Linked DNA regions of Mus musculus: region 1 is linked to region 2. The links are chromatin contacts, found by Hi-C or POLR2A ChIA-PET in ENCODE. All regions are on one chromosome and are shown on one strand. The core of a region is the stretch at or near the end of the contact, and the rest is flanking DNA. Distances in the headings are between cores, read along the strand shown.

The links. A loop is a pair of places that touch in the nucleus more often than their neighbours do. ChIA-PET counts read pairs that join two places held with the same protein, here RNA polymerase II (POLR2A).
Region 1: a loop to region 2 is called in a map of heart, with 1.8 times the contacts of the local background. The contact joins the enhancer-like site here to the promoter of Tmem131 in region 2. A Hi-C loop is called at or near these places in 1 of 37 maps with a recorded cell type or tissue (heart). POLR2A ChIA-PET finds 5 or more read pairs at or near these places in 2 of 5 experiments (Patski and embryonic stem cell).

The regions. Positions count from the first base shown.
Region 1 is chr1:36,901,253-36,906,403 of GRCm38, reverse strand. All of the region lies in intron 1 of Tmem131 (transmembrane protein 131), which reads left to right. Among named protein-coding and RNA genes, the nearest start is that of Tmem131, 36 kb to the left of the region's middle. Within about 2 kb of position 3,683, at least 1 of the 3 ENCODE cell types and tissues checked has a DNase peak (open chromatin) inside an H3K27ac peak, as active enhancers do.
Region 2 is chr1:36,938,226-36,943,464 of GRCm38, reverse strand. Tmem131 (transmembrane protein 131) reads left to right here and starts at 3,938. Exons shown (of 41, transcript NM_018872.2): 1 at 3,938-4,300. The coding sequence starts at 4,120.

The DNA.
Region 1 (5,151 bases), core at 2,434-4,933, 37 kb after region 2:
ATTTATGTAACATAGATATTACAGCTCTAGAACACATGTCTATTTATTATTAGATATTGTATAACACAATAAAATCCCCCTCTAGTAGCTAAATTGACATAAGTGGATCATTTAACTGACACTTTCTGGGTTTTGTTTTGTTTTGTTTTTAAGATGGGCTCTCTTATGAACTCATTGTAGATCAGGCTGGTCTCAAACTCAAAGAGATCCTCCTGCCTCTACCTCCCCAAGTGCTGGAGTTAGAGGCATGTGCCATCATGTCTGACTTTAACTGACATTTTAAAGATAGCTGTAATACCACTATTCTTACATATATGTCAAAAGCTTATTATTTTTAACTTTTTATAAAACTATTTATTTATTACTATATCTAAGTACACTGTAGCTGTCTTCAGACACACCAGAAGAGGGTGTCAGATCTCATTATGGATGGTTGTGAGCCACCATGTGGTTGCTGGGATTTGAACTCAGGACCTTCGGAAGAACAGTCAGTGCTTTAACCATTGAGCCATCTCTCCAGCCCCTATTTTTAATTTTTTATTGTGAATTTCCCATCAAGCACCTTAATCCCACTCATCTCCCTGCCCCTCCATATCCACCTTCCACCCTTGCAATTTCCTCCCACAAAAGAAATAAAAATAAAGATAAAAACAAAGCAAAATGTCATGTGGAAGCTGTGGTGTGTCACACAGTAAACCCTTTGTCCACACTTCTTTATTTGCAGAAGTTCATTGCAGTGGGTCCCTGGTTTGCTTTGAGTCCTCTGGCTTCTGCTACACCATCAATACCGGTTCTTCACTGGGATTCCTCCCAGATTTCCTGTTGCCCTTTGTCATGGAGGTCCCACAGCTTTGGATCTGCAGTCCCAAACCCTTCACAGGCTCTGGCAGTTCATAGATGGTGTAGATAGATGTTGGGGTGAAACAGTTCAGAGTCCTGGATCTGGGCCTGGGTGGTGGCTGAGCTGGTCAGCCTGCCAGCTCTCCTGCATTTACACCTCCAGGGCCTGCTCTCCAGCACTGCTCCAATGCCCCACTGGCTAGCTGGGCCAGCAAGAGCTGTAGCCTGCTCTTCTGCCCTCATGCCCTCAGGGCCAGCATACCCACTTCCCCCACCACCAGGGTCAGCTCTACTGTGCTGCCCAGTGAGATTCGGGGTTCATTCTCCCAAGGGCTGCTACCATTGACGGGTGGGACCAAAAAGTTTATTATTACTGTAACAGTTGTGGTAGCAGTAAGGACACTAGTCACCTTTGTAACCAGCACTTCTCACATGGCATACTTAAGTGAATCTACTGCACCTTGATATGCCTTGTAAAAACACATGTAGCTATCTAGTGTTAGATTTTTTTTATGTCTACATAAGTGCCTTTTCTTTTTGTAAATGTTTTTTTCTTCCCCTATCTTTCCCTGTTCCCCCCTTCTGTAGCAAGAATTTGTAATCCTCCCCTTCAGCCTCCAGAGTGTCGGGAATTACAGGTGTGTTATACTATTACACCTGGTCTAAGCTTGTTTGGAATAATTTCAAACGTTAGAAGTGTATGGGGAGGAGCATGCTGGGCAAGTAGATGACCACAGTTGGCAGTTCCCTTAGCGGCTTTGTTTGCGCCTCACTTCCCTCACCACACATGCAGGCAGTATTGACAGATTGTATGGGCTGTGGGCTTGGTGAGCTGTGCCTTGCCAGCATGAGACTATAAGTCACTCACTCCCCAGCACTCATGTAAGAAAGCCAGGCACAGTGACACACGCTTGTGATCCCAGCACCAGAGAGGCAGAGGCAGATCTGGAGCTCATTGCCAACCTGGCTTATTTGGTGGGCTCCAGGCCAACGAGAGAACCTGTCTCAACAACAAACACCCAAGGTGCATGTCTCCCGAGGCACACCATCTGAGGCTGGCCTCTGGCTTGCATGTACATGCAGACAAACCCATACAAAAAGAATTTTTACACATAAAAGAGCTGTTAAGTATGAAGTTCTGGGATATACATTATCTTACCCCATGCTTATATAGTATTGAAATGCAATTAAGGTAGATTTTATAGAAAAGATTTAGAAAACAGAACAAAACCTGGTGCTGTCCTTTTGTTGTTGACTTAAAATTTTGAGAGGCTTGCGCTGCCACTCAGTGGTAAAGAGCTTGCCTAACAGGGGCATGGTCTTTAGTTTGAAACTCACCACCAAACAATGTCATCCCACCCACCCTCTCTCGAGATCAAACAGAACTTCCTTACACATACTTGTAATCCCAGCACTTGAGAGGTTGAGGCCCGAAGATCATGATTTCAAGGCCAGCTTAATCTACAAGATGAGCTCTTTCTTAAAACAAAAAAGCAAAACAAGCAAACAAAAACAAAACCCCAAGGGCCAGTGATGTAGTCCAAAGGCAAAGCGAGCTGGATTCGCTCTACCTCTTGGGTTCTGGTCGCCTGCTCCCAGAGAGCCACTTCCTTGATGAAAAGTTGCTGCAGTGTGTATGCCCGGGCAGGTGCAGTGTGTATGCCCGGGCAGGTGCAGTGTGTATGCCCGGGCAGGCTGTGCTTACAGGGGTTTGCTTTCTGACCTTGGCTTTTTTCAGGGTTCATATATTCTCTTTTTACTCATGGTCTTGTTTTAAAATGGAGAGCAGTACAAGGGGGTGGGAGTCGTGGGTGGAGTGTGTGTGTGTGTGTGTGTGTGTGTGTGTGTGTGCGCGCGCGCGCGCGTGTGCCTGTATTGTTTTGAGACAGGGTCTGTAGGCCTGGGTGGACTAGAACTCATCCTCACCATGTAGAGCAGGCTGGCTTCTCTACCCATTCCTCTGCCGAGATTACCAGTGTCTGGCACTGTGCCCCATGACTGTGTTGTCAAGGCTCTCATTTGTACCAGTGGGAGGATCCCCTCCAGCCCTGAGCTCACACTGTTTCTTCTGGTTCTTCTGCATCCTTCAGCACTTGTGATGTTCTCAGCTTCAGCCTCTGGTCCTCTTGCTGTTGTGGCTTCCAGGGCTCTGCTGCACAGCCAAGCTTGTGTAAACTGCAAAACTAAACTTTTATTTCCTTAAAAGACAATGATTATTTGTGTTTCTTAAAAATGAAATGGTCAGAAGATTTAAAGTTCTGGAAGGCCTATGATGTCATGTTGGAGTTACAGCAGGTGATGGGCATCAACAAAAGCTCTGTACTGCCTGAGGGCCTCCTGCTCACCACCTCTGTTCTCAGGCCTGGCCTCATAGGGCTCTGCAGGGTCTAGGGAGACATAGGAATACGCTCGCAGCCATCCTCGGTCAGGGGAGCTGTGTGCTTTGAGAATTATTCCCAGGGTCCGTTTGGAGCCAGCTCTCTGCAGGTAACAGGGATGTGTGTGCGGAGGAACAGCAGCCAGGCTCTCTCTCTGCCTCCTTTTTAGGCTTGTTGCTGTGTCGCAGTGTTTTACACCAGCAAAACAAGGCTCAGTCTTTAGTAAAAATGTCAGAAACTTTTCCCTAATAGTTATTTGCCCTACAGGATGAAATCGGTTTAGATTAAAAGCAAACCTGAAACACCTTGATCTCTCTGACCAATGTTCCTAGGGTCCAAACTTTCTATAGATAGACAGCTCTGTGTCAGATCAAAGCTGTCCAGGTGGAGCCTCACAGGGACTCAGCGTACAGGTCACGTAGACAGCTCTTTGGAAGTGAACCTTTGAAGGCCTGCCAGGCCTTCCTGCCTCCCTGGTGACTGCCAGGCTGGTTCCCACTGTGGAGGTGACTGGTGATAGAGTTGCCACAAAGCCAGAGAGAAGAGAATGGGAGAGGAGCCAGGTAAATGCCACCAGTTCCGCTGGGTATTTTTGGTGTCTTTTAGAATGTGAGCCAGCACTCTTTCAATTGTTGGTCGCTTTTTGTGAAAGAAAGGCTTTCCAGAGCTCTTCAATGATACCATTTTCATACTCGCATCAAACCTTTTGAAAGTCAAAAAATACTGTCAAGTTAGTCTGTGTGTACAGAAAGCTGTCCTGAGATTTTCATAGGATCTAATGAAAAGATTGGACATATTTACATTTCTCAGCCAATGAGTATGGCATGTTTGCCCATTTAGACCTTTTATTTGTTTGTTTTGTTTTGTTTTGTTTTGTTTTGTTTTTTCGAGACAGGGTTTCTCTGTGTAGCCCTGGCTGTCCTGGAACTCACTCTGTAGACCAGAAATCCACCTGCCTCTGCCTCCCAAGTGCTGGGATTAAAGGTGTGCGCCACCACTCCAGGCAGTCCATTTAGACTTTTTAAAAGTATTTTTCCATCGGAAAATATTTTCTAAACTTGTTTGGTTTCTTGCATGTAGATAGTGCCCTTCAGTTTCTTTCAGCCCCTGTCGTCATTGCTCTCGTCCACCCCTTGCAGGTCCCGCCAAACTCTTTCCTCCTAGCAAGGCCGTTGTCTCCCACTCCCCGCCCGCCATGCCCATGCCCACGTGCACCATATCTTGTTGCTTTGTGGCCCACCAAGTAGAGTTAGGGCTACTTTCAAGATGGGTGGTGAGCTATTACTGGAGCAGGGCAGCTTGCCAGTAGCTGCATCACTAATTATGGAGGCTTTGGTTTCCTTTGTCATCTTTTTGTAGATTTTAGTATATGTGTGCTATACAGCACCTAAGTATTTCATTAAATTTGGATAATTTCTCACATATTTATGTTAATATATAGAAATATGATTCTATTTGGGGGTTGAGTTTGTATTTGCAAATTTGCGAAACTTACTTATTCTAAGTAATTCACTTTTTCTTTTTTTATCCCTCTTTGTTATTACAAACACAATTATCTAGTCTGCAAATGGAGACAGTTTTATTTCTTTGGGGAAAAAAGTTGTTTTAGTCTTCTTGTGTGCAGGGTTTCTGGTAGTATGTTGAACAAAGTGCCGTCGAGAGCCTGTGCTGCACAAGCCCCAGAGAGTGCACTGAAGCCTTGCTCAGGGCCGCCTGAAGGCGAGCTTGGGGCAGTCTCACCTCCCCACCTTGCAGACAGTTCTGCTGGGAATGAGCACAGGGTTGTTCAGGACTCTTTCAGTTCTTCTGACGATCGAGAGTTACATGTTAGGATGGTTGAGTTCTAAGTTTTGAGACAGTTTGTATACCTGAACAAAAGCCTTGGTTATTGCATGGAATCTATCTGTCTACATTGCTAGATTCAGTTTGTTAA
Region 2 (5,239 bases), core at 2,689-5,188:
CCTGGATGTGTGGAGCTGTGGGAGCCATCATGAGGGCTTTGGCTCTGACCTGAGGTGGGGATTCCCCTTAAATATTCTGGGGTGTATTTTGGAGTATAAATTGGTTAGTGTTTTTTTTTGTTTTTGTTTGCTTGTTTGTTTTTTTAAAGACTTACTGTTTGATATAGTGTTTTGGAAACTGGATACTCATTAATAACTATTTTTGTGACTCTTCCTTGAGCCAGACATTATAAGTTTTACATATACATTTTACTCTTATTTAAAATACAAACAACCTATAATTTGGGCCTGAGAGAGTGCTCAGCAGGTAAGGGCACCCTGCTGCTTATCTAAATGACCTTATTTCTGTCCCTGACATGCCAGAGGAGGGGAGAACTGAACCAAAGGTATGTTCTGACCTCTACATGTGCACTACAGTAACACACTCCCTCCGCAAAATGTAAAAATTGTTACTCTTGGGGCTGTGAGATGGCTCAGCAAGTAAAGGCACTTTCTACCAAAACTGATGAGCTGAGTTCAAGTCTCAGGACCCATGGTGGTAGGAGAGAAGCAACTTTCCCAAGATGTCCTCTCACCTCCACACACACACACACACACACACACACACACACACACACACACACACTAAACGCAATTAAAAAAAGAAAAAAGAAAAAGAAAAACTCTAGCTATTGACCTTTCCAAGCTGTAGACATTAGCATGTAATATTTTTGGACATGCATTGATCAAGTCCACCCACTTTTCTGTCCTTCCTCCCACCTCTTCCAAACTGTTTTTTCTTACAACATACTCTGCTTAATTTTTTAACTTATTAGGCAGCTCATAATACCCATTTTACAGATCAATAAACAGAAGCCAGCAAAACTGAGTAACATTCATTAGCATCAATAGTGCTAATGAAGTGGAGGGCTCCAATGTAAACCAACATGAACTGGAATCCCTTGACCTGCTGTCTCCAGTGGTGATTCCCTAATTTGGGTAGAGAACAAAAATGAACAACAAAAGATTCAGAGACTCCACAACCTCAAGGGCTAATAAATGGTGAGTTTTCTGTTTGGAGGATGCATCAAAAATCACCCAGAGAGTTGATGACTGAGCTTATCCTGTTTAGAATGTTACAGACCTTGGGTATAGCAGGATAATTTGTATTGGCAACAAGTTGCCTGATGTGGCAGATCCCAGGGATAAGAACCAGTGGCTCAAGAGTTTTCCCTGACTTTTACCAGCAAGTAGCCTCCACCTGCAATGTTCCAGATCTTGCTAACGTCCAAAGGTTACTCTAGTACATTCCTCCTGGCCTTGTCATACCCTCTGGGTATGATGCTGCCAATGTCTATCAGGCACAGGGAAGATTTTCACAGTGGTGAGTCCTACGAGAACCATCTTGGCAAAGATAATCTAAAAGGCTCTTGAACCACTCCCTTTGGCAATCAGACTATTCAAACGATGGACCCCAAGGAATTGGAATTTCCCCAGAAATATCCCTTTGAAGGAAGTGAAAGGCTGAGGCCTGGGTGCCAGCCTCAGGAGAAACCTGTCTCCCAGGAAGAGATTTGCCACAATTTGGATAGCTCCTCAGATCACATTGCAAGGAGACTACAGAAAGAAATGGGCAGGGGCAAGCCTTGATCAAGACTGCTTATGTATGACTACCTCTTGCCCTCCCTCCGTTTAAACTGAAACCTGTGTTAAACACTGCTAAGAGCGGGCTGGGGACCTTTAACCCTCCTCTTCCCACTGTGGCCACACTGAATAAATCTCCTTGCCCTGCTTTTCACTTAATTGTCTCTTTAATTGGTGTTAGTGACAGGCCGGCCTAAGACTACCTTGCCTGTTAGGGCTGCCCCTGCCCAAATGCTGACTCTAAAGAGTCAGGTAAAAGCCTGTTCAAGTATTCCAAGGAGCCATTTAAAAAAAAGAACACAGCTCAAAAATACACAGTTAGGTATAGGGTCTTGGAAAGAACTTGTGTTAAGAAAAAGGGCCCACTGCAGAGGCAGTAGATTCATGAGAAGCTGACCTCTGCTGAACATGTTCCTATATGTTCAAGTGCCAATGACACATGCAAATTGTTTCCCAAGGGGCTTTTGAGCCTAGGGTTAATATGGAATGTGGTTGATGCCTGCTTTAGAGAAGTGAACTTTTCAAGGTTGGAGGGACTTGCTTGCCTCGAGTTTGGCAGTGGAGGAAGGACTATTGCCAGCACCCTGGAAGCTAAACTATGACCCAGTGAAGCACTTACATTTCCTTGGGCTTAATTTCTCCCAGTGTTAGAAACCTTCCATATAAATCTCTTACCTTAGGCACATTTCAAAAGCCAGTTTAGAGATAATTATTGAGATTTCATTACATTAAGAAGAAAATTTAAGCCCTGGGTTGGATACCCAGCACTGAAAACCATTAACTTAAATTCAGTGCTAGTATTCAAAAAATTAATGTTCTTTAAAACAGCAGTCAGGGATGGTGGCATATACCTCTAATCCCAGTATTCTACTGACTTTTAAGGAACACAATGAGTTCCACTCCAGCCTGGGCTCACAGTGAGTTCTAGGTCAACCTAGGCTACAGAAGGAGAATGCCTTGGGGGTGGGGGTGGGGGGCAAACCAAAAGCCATCGGGGGTGAGGACGCCTTCAAAATGTATTATTAATTTACATGTTTGCTTCACAAACAGGACGACAGCAGAAGGAAGAACGTTGAGTACCTTTTAAAAAAGGTTTTCTGAAATCCCATTTTCTTTTCTAGTTTGTTCTAAGACATGCAATAGGCAAATGTGGCCTTTTAAATAGATCGACTAACTCAACCAAAAGCTGAGAAAAGCAAAAAAAGACTCTGGGGCTAGGCTCTGGGGGGAAGTGACCAGGCTACCAAACTGTGACAATATCCTTCCTTCCCCTTCCCCAAAGGGCCTAGATTAAGACTTGTATCGAGCAAACAGACACACAGAAAAACACACACACACACTCAAACTTTAACCTGGGAGACATGAGGTGCTTCTTACAGGAGACTAAGACACACCATCTTTGATTTTGGCCTTTGAAAGGAGTATGCGCATAGAAACATATTGATCATTCCAAGACAGAGAAAACCCAGTCTGATTTCTGGCACACCTCGCCTTGTTCCTCCACCCCGCCCCAACTAATGCTTTTTACACACATGGTAAGTTTCCAAATACAAGCAAGCAAAGAAACTGCATAAAAAGGGCTTCCTGTGAACAAGAGGTACGAAGGTTCCATTAAGTCCCTCTTGGGTACGCTTTGGAAGACACAAATGTAAAGAGGGCGGGTCCCCCGTTCTTAAGGAAGCACTGCAAGAAATTGAATCGGACCCTGAACACTTCCCACGTCAAAGCCACCGAGAGGCAGAGGTGCGACCCGAGAAATCACTGGCACGGACTGTCGGCGCTGGGCTCCGGATGCGCACTCAGCCCTCTGAAAGGCTCGGACATTGCAGTACCACTAGACCCGGGTTTGTCCCGGCGTCGGAGGCGCGGCCGGGCCCCGCCCACGCACCAAAGCGGCTGCGCAGCGTGGCTACCCTATCTCCCACGTGACTGCCGTCATTGCCTCCGTGAAGCTCCGGCCGCCATCTTAACTCCTGGCCGGCCCGGGTCCCTCTCCCTCCTTCTCCCGGGCCGTGCGGCAGTGACAGGGTGCGGTTGGCCGCCCCGGCCCGTCCGGTCGGTGAAGCCCGTGTGATTCTGAGGGCGGGGCGAGGAGCCGGAGCTCACGGAGTCCACGGGGAGCACGCGAACCGGCGGGCCGCCCAGGTATTGGCACGGAGGGGGCGGGCCCCTGCGCTCTGCCCCGCCCCTTAGAGGCCAGCGCCGGGGCCCGCGGCCCTTGCCCGTTTCCAGTATGGCCGCCCGCCGTGCCTGACCCGCGGCCTCTCCGTTCCGGCTCTTCGTAGGCGATGCCGATGCCGAGACTGTGACTGACACTCTCGCTCCCACGCACGCACCGACCCAGACCCACGCCGGGAGCCCGAGCTCTGGGCCCACAACCGCTCTCTCCTCGGGCACCGCGGCCATAGCCCGGACCACGGCTCCCGCGCCGCTGCCGTCGCCTCGCGGAGAAGGGTCGCGCAGGACCTCGAGCTCGGCGGCCCCCGGCCCGCCAGGATGGGGAAGCGGGCGGGAGGAGCAGCCGCCGCCGCCGCCGCCGCCTCCACGTCCTCCGCGGCCGGGCTGGAGCCCGCGGCTGGCCGAGGCGGGGGTCCTCGGAGCGCAGCCGCGGGCCTCCTGGGAGCGCTGCACCTGGTGATGACCCTCGTGGTGGCCGCGGCGCGGGCCGAGAAGGAAGGTGGGTTGCCGGCGGCGGGCGGCGGGCGACAGGCGGCAGAGGGAGGCCCGCGACGGGCGCCGGCGCGAAGTTGCTGGGTCGAGCCCCGTCCCGAGCCGGCGACTCGGGGTTCGGCGAGCTGCCGCGTCGGCCGCGCGCCGCGGCTCTGCCGCTGCTCCGTGATTCCTTTCCCCTCACCGTGTCCCGGTCTTTCCCTCGTCTACTGTCAGTGCCCATAAAACTTCCCGAGCTCTCTTGTAGGTTCTTGCCACTTGGCCCGCTATGCGAGGAGGCACCCCGCTTTTAGGCTTCTTGGTGGCTCCTGCTAGGTCGATCGCGGGACGCTTTTCTTGTTTTCCCTTTGTCAGGTTTTAATTTGGGCATGCGGACCGAGCTCACTTTAAAATGCGGTGGTTAAAAAAGAAGAAAAAAAAAAAGCGAGACTGGTGGAAAGGCTTCAATACACGGCTTATAAAATTTCTATTTGCTGGGACATCTCTTTGAAGAGGCTCTTGTTTCCTTAGTATCCTTCTTCACTATCCCTTTGCGGTATGGAGGATCGTTTGTTATTAGCCCTAAATAGACTCTCATTTGCCTCTAGTAAGCTACTGGAAGCCGGTTTCCATTTCTGCTTTAATATCCTCACGTAATTCGGTGCCTTTCTCTTTGATGTGTGAGCCCTTAGAAACGAATGTCAAGTTCCCAGCTTGCACACCCTTCACCTGTAACTCACAATTGAAGCCGCACTCCAGTTTTAATAACTCCTCTAATATTGTAAGGTTGTAAAACTGGTACTTTGACAAGATCAGAAATTACTTTGCAGTCTTGAAGACTAATTTGGGGGTGGGGGTGTTCTGGACTACCTGTTTCTGAACGTGAGCCCAAGGAGAAGTGTGAGCAGTCACAGAACCTTCATGAATTAATTCACAGTGAATGCTGCTTTTTTTTTTCCCTAAGAAG